Linked DNA regions of Homo sapiens: region 2 is linked to region 1. Evidence: chromatin contacts called from ENCODE Hi-C or POLR2A ChIA-PET data. All regions are on one chromosome and are shown on one strand. The core of a region is the stretch at or near the end of the contact, and the rest is flanking DNA. Distances in the headings are between cores, read along the strand shown. Region 1 overlaps ITGA9 (integrin subunit alpha 9). Region 2 overlaps ITGA9 (integrin subunit alpha 9).

What was found. A loop is a pair of places that touch in the nucleus more often than their neighbours do. ChIA-PET counts read pairs that join two places held with the same protein, here RNA polymerase II (POLR2A). Pooled maps may share reads with other maps.
Region 2: a loop to region 1 is called in a map of sciatic nerve, with 25 times the contacts of the local background. The contact joins two enhancer-like sites. A Hi-C loop is called at or near these places in 2 of 168 maps with a recorded cell type or tissue (endothelial cell of umbilical vein and sciatic nerve) and 2 of 50 pooled maps. POLR2A ChIA-PET finds 5 or more read pairs at or near these places in 1 of 52 experiments (activated CD4-positive, alpha-beta T cell).

The regions. Positions count from the first base shown.
Region 1 is chr3:37,553,237-37,560,919 of GRCh38, forward strand. All of the region lies in intron 15 of ITGA9 (integrin subunit alpha 9), which reads left to right. Among named protein-coding and RNA genes, the nearest start is that of ITGA9, 100 kb to the left of the region's middle. Within about 2 kb of position 3,646, at least 4 of the 41 ENCODE cell types and tissues checked have a DNase peak (open chromatin) inside an H3K27ac peak, as active enhancers do.
Region 2 is chr3:37,592,236-37,599,918 of GRCh38, forward strand. All of the region lies in intron 15 of ITGA9 (integrin subunit alpha 9), which reads left to right. Among named protein-coding and RNA genes, the nearest start is that of ITGA9, 140 kb to the left of the region's middle. Within about 2 kb of position 3,461, at least 5 of the 41 ENCODE cell types and tissues checked have a DNase peak (open chromatin) inside an H3K27ac peak, as active enhancers do.

The DNA.
Region 1 (7,683 bases), core at 2,396-4,895:
TCTTTTACGTAACCATAGCACAATTATTGAAATAAGGAAATTAAGTGATACATTACTGTTAGCTTATCTGCAGAACTCACTCAAATATCACCAGTTATCTTCATGTCCTTGGTAGCAAAAGAAAATCCCGCACTATTGCATTTGGCTGTCACATCTCTTTAGTCTGGAAAAGTCACTCAGCCTTGCTCCTTCATGTCCTTGACATTTTTGAAGAGTACAGGTCAGTTTGTCTGTTTCATCATGATTAGATTCAGGATGTATATTTTCTGCAGGAATACCACAGAATACTTGTGTCCTATATATTTAAAAACATATACATCCAACATCACTGAAGGTATGTATTTTTAACTCCTCCTTTAAAGTGGTTTTCCAAAGTTAGTTGCCATCCCCAAAAGGGAGCTTTTAGACATTGAGAGAGGTGATTATGAAAGTACGATAGCTTGCTCACCACCTCTCTCCTCTGCTCCTGGGAGCACAGGGGAGTTTCAACTCTGGGGAAGGTGATCATTTGGGTCATTAGTAGCGCTTTGAGTACCATGGTGTCTGCAGGGAGTTCCCAGTTCTTACTGCTGTCTGAGAATAAAACATAATATCTTTGGTCTTCACAGAGGTATCAGACAGGAATTCCACTCAGCTTGCAGGAATTGAGACCCCAGGACAGGGGCTTAAGCACATCAAGATAATTTCTCTCTCTTCTAGAGGAAGAGAAGTTGCTGATGTTGGTTCAGTGACTCGAGGATGTTCTCTGACCTTTCACTTATTCAGGAAATGTGCATTGCATACCTATTATGCCGTAGGCTGGGGGGCCCTCAGCTCTGCTGTGAAGAGACAAGGATCCTTGTCCCCCTGGGAGTTTATATCCCAGTAGGGGGAGACAGACAATAGATATAATAAGAAGAAAATTAAGGTGCATTAGAAGGCGATGAGGCTATGGAAAAAAAGAAAGAAAATAGAGCCCAGTGAAGCGGGTTTGGGAGTGCAGGCATGGGGTTATGGGGGTCAGGGTGACCTCACTGACGAGGTGTGATTTGAGCAAAGCATGGAAGGAGGCTGGGGAGTTAGCACAGCGGGTTCCTGGAGGAGGGCTCAGACCAGTGTCTGAGTGTCTGGTGTGTCTGAGGAGGAGCAGGGAGACCAGTGTGGGCAAAGAGGTCAGAGTGGCAGTGATGGTTGTGAGCGGGTCATCTTGGGCTTCCTAGGCCTTGGGAAGGATTTGCCTTTACTCAGAGGGGGATGGGAGTGTGTGAGGGATCTGGGCAGGGTGGTGACCTGGCCTGCCTTCCATTTTTACAGGCCCCTGCTGGCGGCTATGTTGGGAAGGCCTGTAGGAGGCGGTAGAGCAGCAGGAACGGGGTTAGGAGACTGAGCGTTACCCAGGGAAGAGGGTGGCTCCACTGGGGCCATAGTGGTAACATTGTGAGAAGTGGTCAAATTCTGCGTGCATTTTGAAGGGGGATCCTACAGCATTTCCTGAGGGTTTGATTGTCAGTTGTGAGGGAATAAGATATCAAGGGTCACTCCAAGCTTTTCAGCCTGAGTACCTAAAAGGATGGAGTTGTCACTGGTGGTGTTTTCAACGGAAGGTGCAGGTGAGCAGGTTGAAAGGGGGAAGATCTGGAGTTTGTTTTTAGACACACTGGTAGATGTTTAAGTGTGTATGCGTATGTATGAGTCTTCAGTTTGAGTAGTAGTCTGAGTAAGAAGTATCAATTTGGGAGTCGCCAGCAGACAGATGGTATTTAATGCCAGGAGATTTGATGAGATCACCCAGGGTGTGAGGGGAGATAGAGAAGAGAGGGGGACCAAGGGCTGAGCTGTGGACACTCCAACACTAAGAGCATCTTTTCCTCCTACCCCTAAAATGGCTCTGGGGCTCCAGCCATTGTATGTGTTTTTCATGCAGGAAGAAGTGGGACATGCAAAGGGGCTCTTTATAATCTGGTCTGAGGCCCCTGTAAAGAGCCTCCAGTGACTTCTGCTTATAACGCATTGACCATCCATATTTTAAAAGAGGTTGGAAGATGTCTAAGTACCAGCTAGACATCTTATAAATCCTATCACTATAGAGTTTTGCTCTCCAGCAGAACTTTCTGTGATGAAGGAAATGTTCCGTATCAGCACTGTCCAATATGGTGGCCAGTGACCACATATGACTGTGAGCACTTAAAATGTGGCTAGTGCCAATAAGGCATTGACTTTTTACTTTTCTATACTTTTAATTAATATAAATTCAAACTGAAATAACACATGTGGCTAGTGGCTACCATGTTGGACAGTGCAGATATTGAAGTTTGATTTTTAAGAAGGAGAGGGACAGACACTGGACAGACAACTCACAGCTCCTGCCACAGTACAGCATGGAGCCTCCCAAGGCACTAGTCACACAGATCAAGCCACACAGCCAAATGGAAATACAAATAATAGATTGAGGTCACATTGACTGTTTCACGTTGTACTTAGACATGCTGATTAAAACCTGAGTTGCAAGTGTACCATGGAACATAATCTCTCCCTCTAGTGTTTTGGAACAATCACACACAAATGTTTATATCCACATACAGGCCCCATATACAATGGGGGAAACAGAACAGAAGAAGGTTGGATGGTTCACCAAGTTGAGTGGGTCCTTCAAAGGATGTCACCATCTTGGATGTGATGTTTTCTGTTTTCAGTGGCATAGAACTAGATAAAAGGTGGCAGTGCAGAGGATGGAAGTGGTATTGCTCAGTGGGAAAGGGAAGGCATTTTAGGTTTGGGACATATTACAATATTGCCTTTTAGCGTAGAAAAGCCCTCCTTCCTGATGCTCTTGCTAGTGCTGGGTGGAAAGATTCCCTTTCAACTCAACATGTGTGAAGCACATGAACTGAAGCACTCTTCCTGCTTAGCATGGCAGGGGCTGGGCCAGGCCAGGGTGGACCAGGTCTTGCTCTGATCAACCACATGGTCTCAGGCAAGTTGCTTCACCTTTACTGCTGAGCTTCAGTGTCCTCAGCTGAAATGGGGAGCAGAATACTGACTTCTTAGTAGGGGTCTGGTAAACACTGGGCCCCTTTTTCCTTCTGCTCTACCCTGCAAATCTTTTCCTCTTTCTAACTGCCTCTGCATTTGGAAGGGGTCAAGACTCGTTTCATAGTTTTTTGGGGGATTAAAAAATGATTAGAAGCAGATGGTGAGAAGAAAATAGAAAGTATGGAGCAAATAAGAAATGTGGGAAGAGAAGAGGGCAAATGGTAAGGCAGCTCTCGGAGCTGGCACGTTCTTTCTCTCTGGACCAGAGCAAGCCAGAGCCTCTCAGTCATCTTCACGGGCTGGTTGACAAGGACTCCTCACGTTAGCGTGCACACGAAGAACCTGGGACCTTGTTCAATGCAGATCCTGATACAGCAGATCTGAGGTGAATTTCTAGCAAGCTCCCTGGTGACGCTGGTGCTGCTGGTCCATAGACCACAAAGCAAGGAGCTCGAAGACATAGATACCAAAAGTTACAGGGGAAAACGGACAAAGCCACCAGCTGGCAGTTGATGCAGGTATCAGAAGCAAGTGGGCCTCGGAGGGGCCAGATGCCTCTCTCCTCACACTGACCGTGAGAGCGAGTGCTCCTCATCAACAACGTGGGGCCAGGCTTGAGTCAGCAGCACTGACTTTATGTGACCTAGTGCAGCTCGCCAGCCCACGCTGATGTGTGTTAATGGAGGGGGTGCCCCTTATAGGAGGGTGGTGTGGGCTATAATTTCTTCTGCATTCTCTGCCTATTGCTTGAAGGACAGTGTTGTCAGCAGTCAACTGACTGAGCTTGACTTTTCAGCAGTTTTTTTAAACTTCACTGCAGTGTTTTTGGACACAGCTATGTCAGAAATCTATTTCCCCTTCTCAGAGACCAGGAAGCTCTTGAGGTACAAGCTCTTATTAAGCAGAAAATTTTAAAGTGGTTTTCCTTCTCCTTTTCTTGGGTCTGCTTTCTTGGGGCAAACAGAATACGAGAAGCCAGCTTAGAAATTGCATGGGTCCTTCCTGCATTTTGTGAGAAAATGGTGGCCTCCTATATTTCTTCCCTGACAGGTTACTGTGGGCCACCAGCCTCCTTGGTGACTTCTGTTTTGCAGATGGGGAATTTGTTGATTGTAGTGAGTACGCTGTGTGCGGCAGAAAGGATTCTGTCACCTACAGAGAGCTAGGGAAGCGCCCAGGCTGAGGAAACCCACCCCTTCGAAGCAGCCATCCATAGGTAGCCTGGGGGTCTTTTCACAAGACAGCCCTAGCCCCAGTTCATGGGAGTTGGAACAATGGTGGGTCCAATGGTGGATGAATAGTTTATTCACATGCATCCCAGGAGATTTGTGTGAAGAGGGTGACAGAGAGTTGCTTCTTTTAAAAAAAATGTATTAAGGGCTATGTAAATAAAAAGAAGAAATTAAGTTGTAACAGTAACAATAATAGCTATCTTTTATTGAGCATTTACTATATGCTACATGTTTTACATGTACATGAAGTCCTTATAAAGAATACAATTACATATGTTAATATGTGATTATATACAGAAAATTGTATCAGAATTATATCTACATATATAAAAATAAAATAAAATCTCATTTTACCATTGAGGGATCTGAGATTTAGAGCATTTAATTTATTTAAGATCTCACAGCTGGTAAGCAGCCAAGTCTTGGGTTTGAATCCCATCCAGCAACCAACTAGTTCTATGACTTTGAATGCAAAAGATGATGGCTTTTCTCATTATTATTACCTAGTTAGTCTGAGAAAGAGAAAACTCCATTCTGGATGGCCCATTTCTGGGTGGATTGGTGCTAGGTTTCTCCTGGTCTTGGACGAGGTTGCACTTTTCAGCCGCTCCTGTGCACGTGTGTCCGTGCTCTGAGGTGGGAGGAAAGCTCAATGTGGGTCTGTGAGTCCAGGGCAGGCAGGAGTCCTGGGGACTGGAGGTTCTCTGCACTTCTGTTTGATCTTCCCTGCCTGTCTGTGGCCTCTGCAGTTTAAACAATGACTGTCACTTAAACCTCTTCTGAAGAGCTTGAAGTCTGGTCCATGCCTTCAGCCCACCAGCATGTGTTGAGTACCTGTTGGGTACACAGCTCTGTGTCTGGTGGAGGGGAAACAAAGATTAAAAAGACTGGGCCCTGTCCTCCAACAGCTCAGGTTATTTCATGCCTGCATTCGGGGCACTGTCTTACTTGGCCTAGTCCCACACTTGTCCCTCCCACCCCTTGCTTCTCTATTTTCAATTCACTTCTGTTTCTACACACATCAGTGATGTAGTGTCCTATGTACAGGTGTGCCTGGGACAGTCCTGGTTTATGCCTGTTGTCCCAGCATAATCATTAATAGTTCTCTATTTCACTCTCAAGTGTTCCGATTTGGATGGCACCCTATTTATTGAGTGCTCATTGTGTGCCAGACACTGTGCTGGGCCCGGGGCAGATGGAGACTCGTAAGCCATAACCGCTGCCTCCCAGGAGCTAGTCTGCTGGGGCATCCGTTCTGAATACCATGACTTGGCAAGTGAAGCATTCCCATGCCTTCCAGACTCCTGGCTCTGCCTGTGTGAAACGTACTCCATTTCCAGAGCCAGCTGCCGAGCTTTTTCCCCTGGGCTGACTTTCCACCACCCTGACCTGCGATTCCTCTCTGCTAACCCTCCTCTCACCGTTCTCCCCAGGGTGGGCTGTGGGCCTTCTGGTGCTGAGCTCCCTCACATCTGAGCTGTCTTAGCACCTTCTTTCCACCTGTATTTGTGTTACTTGGATATTTGTGTTTTATCTTCTGTACCAGAGCATAGGTTATTTTAAAGCAGGGAGCTTATGGCATTCAACACTGTCACCCTGGGAATAGGACCCCCAAAACACTTTATTTCTCAAATAAATGATGGAGTAGGTTCCAGCGTTGTTTCTTCCTTGCTGTCCATTTCTAAGGATGAGTAAAGAGTTAACGTATTGAACTTGAAAGGAGAGATTTTTTTCCCTCTTGTAATAAATCAAACTTTTCTGAATCTGGAAAAGTGATGGATGAAACTATGTGAGCACACACACACACACACACATATACACCCCATAACCATTTTGAGGTCATTTAATAAGGGATTGCTTTCTGGATAATCTCGCTCCTTGGGTATAAATCTAATGTGAAAGGGCAGGGGTCAGATATTTACCCCAAAGGGTTGGTGTGAGGATAAAATGAGGCATTGCTTTTAAAGTGCTAAGCTCAGCCCACTGAAAAATACGCAAATGCATCAGAAGAGTCCTCTGTAAATCCACTGAGCTGGAATTTCCAAGCAGGTGTCCTTGCTGCCTCTTGTTAGCCTTTTGTGAGTTAATTCTTTGTTTAATAACAAAGAGCTGCCAGATGGTAATTTTGGAGGCTCAGATACACTCTGTTGCACGTGCCTGTCCAGCTTACTTAAAATATGTCAGAAAGAATGAGGGAATGACTCAAACAATTTCAGGAAATGGTTCAAGGCTGTGTAACCTTTAAGGAAAACCACACGGAGCCATTACCTTGTGTTGAAAGGCAGCTCCCTGGCTCCCTGGGAGGCCTGGTGGCAAGCAGTGAGACACTTGATTTAGGTGAAGGGGGGCCCCAAGGCAGTGGTGCCTCCCTTCCTTCTGCCCAGAATTGAGGTGTTGTCCCTACAGTGGAAACTCAAGAGCAGCACTGTCTGATAGAAATATAATGTGGTCACATCTGTAATTGTAAATTTCCTTTTTTTTAAAATTATGCTTTAACTTCTAGGGTACATGTGCACAACGTGCAGGTTTGTTACATAGGTATACATGTGCCATGTTGGCTTGCTGCAGCCATCAACTCATCATTTACATTAGGTATTTCTCCTAATGCTATCCCTCCCCCAGCCCGCCACCCCCCGACAGGCCCCGGTGTGTGATGTTCCCTGCCCTGTGTCCAAGTGATGTCATTGTTCAAGTCCCACCTATGAGTGAGAACATGTAGTGTTTGGTTTTCTGTCCTTCTGATGGTTTGCTGAGAATGATGGTTTTCAGCTTCATCCGTGTCCCTGCAAAGGACATGAACTCATCCTTTTTTATGGCTGCATAGTATTCCATGGTGTATATGTCCCGCATTTTCTTAATCCAGTCTATCATTGATGGACATTTGGATTGGTTCCAAGTCTTTGCTATTGTGAAGAGTGCTCCAATAAACATATGTGTGCATGTGTCTTTATAGTAGCATGATTTATAATCCTTTGGGTATATACCCAGTAATGGGATTGCTGGATCAAATGGTGATTCTAGTTCTAGGTCCTTGAGGAATTGCCACACTGTCTTCCACAATGGTTGAACGAATTTACACTCCCGCCAACAGTGTAAAAGTGTTCCTATTTCTCCACATCCTCTCCAGCATCTGTTGTTTCCTGACTTTTTAATGATCACCATTCTAACTGGCATGAGATGGTATCTCATTGTGGTTTTGATTTGCATTTCTCTGATGACCGGTGATGATGAGCATTTTTTTTTCTAGTAGCCACATTGAAAAAGTTAAACAGGTAAAACTAATTTCAATAACATATATCAGTTTGCTAGAGCTGCCATAATGAAGACCACAGACTTGTGGTTTATATGAACAGAAATGTATTTGCCCACAGTTCTGGAGGTTGGAAGTCCAGGATCAGGTGTCCACAGGTTTGGTTTCTCCTGAGGCCTCTCTTCTTGG
Region 2 (7,683 bases), core at 2,211-4,710, 39 kb after region 1:
ACAAACCCTCAGTTTTCAATTACTTGACCTACTAGATGTTTGTTCATTGCTCATGTGTCAGTCAAATAAGGCTATTCCTCGTTGAAGGTAGCTTCCTCCACGTGGTGATTCTGGGACTGCAGTTGCTTTCCATTGCTGCTGCTGCAATTCCTTAGGACCTCCAGGATTTCTGCCTCCTGGGGGCAGGAGGAGAAAGAAGCAGTGGAGAAGGCACACCCACCCCTTAAACACTCCAGCCTAGAAATGACCCACATCCCTTCTACCGACTTTCCATTGGTGGGAACTAGTCACATGGCCACAGCCGGCCTCAGAGGAGGCTGGGAAATGTGGGTCCAGGCTGGGCACCACCTTGGGAATGACTCCACATATCAGTGGTAGGAGATGGAGAGGAGGGGGTGTACTTGGGAAACGGCGAGGTCAAGTCAGCAGGGTGGATTGAGAATATGTAGGGGGACGAAGCCAGGAGTCCAAGGACCCCTTGGGTTTCTGGTTTGGAGAACAGGGTGGATGGTGCCTCTGAAGGCAATGGAGTTAACAGGAAGATGGACGATGCTGAGAGGGAAGGCTCATCTGTCAAGTGCCCAGCAGGGGTGGGTGCTGTAAGAATGTTTTGTGAATGCAGGAATGAGGAGAAACAGTAGTGAATGAACTTGAGTCCCTTCTGCCAACCCCTTGCAGCTATAGTGGAGAAAAACTGTTTGGTAGCTGTACTCCATAGCCTGAAACCATAGCACCTGATGAAATTGGACCAATCTGTTTTCAAATACAAAGCTAGTAGTTAGAATAACCAGGGGGAAAAAAGCATAATCAGTAGCCCCATGTCTTTGCACAGGCTGCCATAAAAAAAGGTACAGTTGTTTCTCAGTATGCATGGGAGATTGGTTCCAGGATTCCCAATGGATACCAAAATTCATAGATGCTCAAGTCCCTGATATAAGGTGGCATCGTATTTGTATATAACCTACATATATCCTCCTGTATACTTTAAATTATCTCTAGATTACTTGTAATACCTACAACAATGTCAATGCTATGTAAATAGTTGTTATACTGTATTTTGGGTTTTTTGTTGTATTGTTATTTTTATTGTTTTTTTCCTGAATATTTTTGATCTGTGGTTGGTTGAATCCATGGATGTGGAACCCATAGATACAGAGGGCTGACTATCCCATAAATTGGGTGGGTTACACAACAGAAATTAATTTGCTCACAGTTTTGGAGGCTGAAAGCCCACAATCAAGGTGCCAGCATAGTTGGTGTGTGGTGTGGGCTCTCTTCCTGGCTTAGAGACGGCCACCTTCGTGCTATGTCCTCACATGGCAGGGAGAGAGAGGGAGAAAGCTCTCTAGTGTCTCTTCTTATATACCATCATGAAGGCTATGACCTCCTCTAAACCGAATTATATCCTGAAAGGCCCATCACAGTGGGAGTTAGGGCTTAAAAATGTGAATGTGGTGTTGGAGGACACAATTCAGTCCACGGCATCCAGTGGCGATGTCTCCCCAGGCATAGAGTCCTCTTCTGTGTTGGGTATTGTCTCTCTAAGCTGCGGGGAAAGGGAAGGCAGCAGATTGGTGTCCTGGCCCATCCACTTCAGGTGAGAAGGATGCCTGCTGTCCTCGTGTGGACACAACTTCCTCTGCTCTCCTTGGCCTTGGCCTCTTTGCTTTAGGATATGATGCCCAGAAGGGCTCGAAACTGGCATGACTCAGGAGTCTGACCAGGGGCAAGCAGGCTGCCTCTTGCTCCTCCCCAGAAAGGGAGAGCCAGCTGAGGGTGACACCTTGGGCTGCAGCCACAGGCCACTTTGCCACTGGGCTCACCCACGCTGCTGCTGCCACACGTGGGGCCAAGGGTGACAAGGTTGCCAGGGAGCCTGGGATCGGAGTTCCAGGGCCATCTGAGCTCTGGGTCAGCAGCAGTCATTGGAGCAGGGATCTGGGGAGGCTTTTCACGTGGGGGTTGTTGAGATAGGGGTCTGGCCCCATTCCTGCCTGACTGGCAGTCTTCATTAATGTACGTTTATACCAGGAGCAAGTGGAGCTGGGGAGGGGACTCACATCTCTGTCTGTGGGAAGCAGGGCAGAGTGAGGGAGAGTATGGCCTGCTTTCTAGCTGATATCTCCCCTTGCTCTCAGCAAGCTCCTCTGCCTCTTCCTTTCCTTCTGGTAAAGCATAAGGAGAGGACTCAACAGTAAGGACTAATATTTGACAGTGAGGAGCAGATAGAGTTTTTTAGGCAGGGGTCACTGTTAAGGAAGTTTGTATTTTTTTTTTTAACTTCCAAATAAAGCTTGAAGTGTCTGAGAGGCTGCATAACAGAGGTGAAGGGCACAGACTTGGGAGCCCCATGGCCAGGATTTGAATCTGAACTCTTAGGCAGGTCCCTGAACTGCTCAGCCCTCAGTTTCCCGTCTGTAAATGGTGATAACAGTACCTTCCTAAGGTCATTATGAGGACTAAATGAGTAAACATTGATACAGTGCTAACAACGCTTAATAGAGTACTTACAACACTTCACTTAATAAGTGCCATATGGTGGGTGTTAAATATATATTTTGGGGAACGGGGTCTCGCTATGTTGCCCAGGCTAGAGCGCAGTAACTATTCACAGGCACAGTCAGAGCCCACTACAGCCTCCAACTCCTGGGCTCAAGCAGTCCTCCTTCCTCAGCTTCCCAAGTAGCTGGGACTACAGGCATGTACCATTGCACCCAGCTAAATTTTTAAAAATTAAGTCTTGTTGAAGAGTGAGTAGAAACCAGAGTGGTGATAATTTCTGGTTCTCCCTAGTCATCTCCCTCAAGAATTTCCCAGTTACTTCTCCTGGAAGATCCGCTTCCTTGTTTTGTTGTTTTTGTTTTTGTTTTTGTTTTTTTTTGACTTTGAGACAGGATCTCACTCTGACACCCAGGCGGGAGTGCAGTGGTACAGTCTCCGCTCACTGCAGCCTCAGCAGCCCAGGCCCAAGTGATCCTCCCACCTCAGCTTTCCAGGTAGCTGGGCAGTGTCAGCAGCTCTCCTATGGCCAGCTCCACCACCAGGTCAGACAGTACCCTTGGCAACCTGTGGACCAGGCTGGGGAAGAAGAAAATCTAGGAAGAAAAGGCCACACAAGGAAGAAGTGCAGATGGCAGGGGATTCCGGTGGCCAGGGACCAGATGGGAGTCCGAAAGCTACACAGAGCAAACAACCAAAATTGAAAGCAAACAGACTCTGAGTTGAGAAACCTGTTCTCCCTATCCAGAGCATACAATTCAGAAAATGCCGGAACAGCATAAACACTGCAAAACAAATCCAGCTATGTAATCCCTTTATTTTAGTAATTAGAGGTGGCACTGGGAATGCTGGTAACAGTGGAGTTTGACTCAGATCCCCTTGACCTCACTTGGCTTTTCCTCCATGTTCCAACAACTTGTTAAGTCTGCTTCTCCATTCCATTCCTTTCCCGGCGTGGTGTTTGGGTTTGTAGGCAGGATGGCCATGTATGCACAAAGAAAGCTTTGGGGCAGTTTCCTGCCACCCAGTTTTTATGAACATTCTCTTTGCCCCATGTGTGGCAGCAGAAGGCAATCCAGCCCTCAGCCTGGACCGCCGACCTTGTGTGTTTGTCTCCCTCTGTGCCTAGGCCCGAGAGGCCATTAGAAGCCCCATTTGTGTGTCTCAGCATGGCAGGAAGGTCAAACCGCTGCTTCCTGGTTGGAAATGGTTTCTTCATTGATTCATCAGGTCAGTCAAGCATTTACTGAGCACCCACTGGAGCCAGCATTGTGCAAGGTGCTAGGAATACAGTGATGAGGAAAAGCAGACATAGACCTTACCCTTCTGAAAGTTCCACTAAAAATCAAATAACTGTGAACAAATGTCCCCTTCCTGCTGTGATACCTGCCATAAAGAAACATGTTACTATTAAAGTATAACCAGATACTCACATGTGACATTCTCTTGTTGGTTTTCCCTGAGTGCAAAAGAGGTGGTGAGTCTTTCTAAATCCTGAGTCAAGATGCTTGACCACTTATTAGGACTTGAAAAGAGAAAGGCTACAACTCAGTTTTGGACCCTTAGTCCCTTATCAACATCGAAGGTACAGAAGGATTGACATCAGAGAGGCCCAGGAAGTTTGACATTGGAGAGAGGCGTTTTTGGAGAAGGCTGATGGGCTGGGGGGTGTTTTCCGACCTGAGCCCCTTGGAGGAGAGAAAAGGGTGTTCTTCCTCCAGCCCAGAGAAAGGAGGAGACCAGACAGGTCTAGCTCCTGAGAGCTAGCCTGACTTTCTTCCAGAGTCTTGGAGAGCACAAAGATGTGTGTTGATGTACAGCTTAAAGGGGAGTTAATGGAGCCCTGAGAATGTCCTGCTCCCCCGGAGGAGGACATATGAGTGCATCTCAGGGTGAAAGCTGGCTAGGAGCTATTTAAAAGGGGTTGTACCTTAGGTGACCCTAGGGAGAGGTGATGGGACCATACCCAAAACACAAGGGGTCTGGGGCCAGCGGAGGAGACCTTGTTCCCTCTTGGGAGTTGCAGGGGAGTGTCCCAATGCTCAGGAAGCTCCAGGGAACCTTCAGTGTGCCTGAAAAAAAGTCAACCTGGAATACCCACCAAGCTAAGGGAGGTCAGCGTGCAATGCCACAAAGCCACAGAAGTCTCTAGAGCGACTCAGCTTTAAACAGCTGCCATGGCCAGAGAAAAGCCAACACCCAAAGACACCAGTTCCAACTAGGTGTGGCTTCTCCTCCCCTCCTCTCCTCCCCTCAAAAGGTGTTCTAAGCAGCTGCTGGGAAAGGGGGTGAGAGGAAGTGACTGCAGCTTTTTTATCTCCCACTTCCCACCCTCTAGCAACCTTCAAAGCCTGAAGTAGGGCCAAGTTGGAAGAGGCGAGGAAGTTTAACTTTAAATGAAATTTGGAGTTTTTCACTAATACGCAGGACTGGTCATTTTGATACTGAATGGGATTATTCTGGAGATTAAAGCAATGGAAAGACTTTTCATGATCTAAGAGTGATCCAAGAGATAGTGGGACCTGCTCAAGGTTTCATCCAGGAGGCCAGGGAGAAAGGGCCAACCTCAGTATCTAAGGGTTAAGGGTGTGCAAGAGAGTGCAATCAGTATTGCATTTCAGCAGATCAGCCAAGCTGCAGGATAGGTGACAGATATGAAACGATAAATGTGGAGGCAGGGAGACCAGGTAAGAAGTCTGCGGTGGTCTAATGGTGGAGGTGAAGAGAAGAGGGCAGGCTGCAGAAAAGGCAGGATACGAGGTAGAACTCCCACAGTTTCCTCATCTCTATTGTACATAGTAATCAGGGTCTAACATAGCTTCCCTTTCCCACCTACGACCTATGAGGTGCACCTGTCCGTAGTAAGTACTCAGTAAATGACTGGTGAATGAATGTGTTTTAAATAAGGTATATAGTGAGAAAAGTGAGCATTGGAGTCTATTTCAGTTATGTGTTACAATAATAATGCTGCAGAACAAACTCAAAACTTCAGTGGCATACAATACAAAGCATATAGTTTGTGCAGCTGGGATTAGCAGTGGCTTGGCTAGCTGGCTCTGCTGATTTGGGCAGGGCTTGTTCATATAGCTAGGGGTCAGCTAGCTGTTGGTTATCTAGACTGGCATTGGCTGGGGTGACTGGGGCAACTCAGCACCGCTCCATGCATATCTCACTGTCCAACAGGCCAGCCTGGGCATATTCACGTGGAGACTGAGAAGCACGAGAAGGCAGAATTGGGCCCTTGATAAGATCATCCTAACACAGAGGCAGATGTAGATTTGAACCCTATTTGCAACAGTCACTAATCATGTGATCTTCGGTGATTTATTTTACACTTTGTGGCTTAATGTCTTTATCTGTAAAATGGGGCTAGGAAAATTTATCTCACTGGGTAGTCAGGATTACATAAGAGTAATAACATCTCATTCCCACTATACCATCCTGAGAGGGTAAATAATTCTGCCTATGACGCAGGTATAGAAATAAAAAAGACTATGAAAAGATTAAAAAGAGCTCAAATGAAGGGAAGATAATTCTAGGCAGAAGAAAGAGCATGTTCAAAGGCTGTGTGAGTGAAGAGGTGGGAGAGTGTGCTGAAAGGTGGGCAGAAGCCTCTCTGCCCTGGGGGAGGGGATGGTGCCAGGGAGCTCTAATTGTATTTTGCTGGCACTGGGGAGCCATGGAAATTTCTGTAGGAAGGGAGAGATTTATTTTATTCCACAAACATTTATTTGGCACCTATGATGTGCAAGGTATTCTTTAAGATGCTTGGGAGACAGTAGTGATTAATCAATGTCCAGTGGGAGAGTCAGGGGGGTCAGGAAGATCTTGGCACAGAATGAGGTCAGAGTGAGAGAGGTCAAGATTGGCTGGCCAGGGGTATTAGCCCTGAGATACACTGCTGCTCTATGGGATTTTGCCCCTCATTCACAAGCAGAGGGCCTACCCTTAGGCCCCAAGTGTGTCAAGCCCCCTCTGCTTACAAAACTTTATTTTTCACAACCAAAGGTGGTTCATAATGGTGGGCTGAGGAGGAAGCAACTGAAGTAGGGGAAGCTCAGAAGTCTCTGAGGGTCCTTCCCACCAGGAATCTCCCCACTTGAACCTAAGGCTGGGACACTTTGGCATGTGTGTTTTAAAGGATCCGTGGGTTTGTGGGGAGGGCTGCACCAGTGACCAGTTAAGCCCAGTGGGTGATGCCTTTCCTTTGTTACTTTTCATGCAGACATCTGGAAAGAATTTGTCAAGAATTATAATAAAGAATACCACGGAATGAAAGCAAATGTGGTGAGAAGCAGAGTTGCCTTAAGACTGAGAAGCCAGCAGGAATGGCTGCTGCTAAGAACCTCATTCTTATAGGAAGGATTCAGTTCTTTCCCTGAGCAACAGAAGTGCATAGGTGCACGGCATAGTGTGTCAGTTAGCATTTGCTGAGTAACAAACCTTCCTCAAATTTAATGGCTTAACACAACAGCCATTTATTATTGTGTATAAGTCTCTGGGTTAGCTGGATAGTTCTGCTGATCTGGGTGGGGCGTGGCTGATTTTGGCTGGGCTCACTCATGTGTTAGGGTTCAGCTTGCAGGCTGGCTGGAGGCTGGCTCAGTCAGATGTTTTAGAGTTGGCTGAGGTGACAGTGTGGCTGGGCCAATGCCTATCATCATCCAGCAGGCTGGCCTGGGCTTGTTTACATGGTTAGGAGGTTCTACAAGTGAGAGTGGAAGTAGGCAAGGCCTTTTGAGGCATGGGCTTCAGAAGTGGCATGATGTCATTTCTTACACATTCTCTTGGCCAAAGTAAGTTCAAGGGATGGGAAAATAGCCTCTTCCTGATGATGGGAGGAGCTACTGTATCATCTTTTCATGACACATATGTAGGGACAGGTAGAACATTGTGGTCATATGCAGTGGACTGAGCCCATGGGCTTTGGAGTCCCATGGGGCTCTCAAGCCATGATTCTTTACTTAACCTTCGTCTATAAAATGAAAACACTGATAGAATCTATCTCACAAGATCATTTTGAGGTAAATGCACATGTACCTAATGCATAGTAAATTCTCAGTAGAAAATAACATTTTATGTATTTTGCATGTTTCTCATAAACTGATTGTGCATTCTAATTATTTAGTTTGGAAAATGTAGTCTCTGTAGGTTTACCCTTCCCTGAGGCAGTAGGGGAGATCA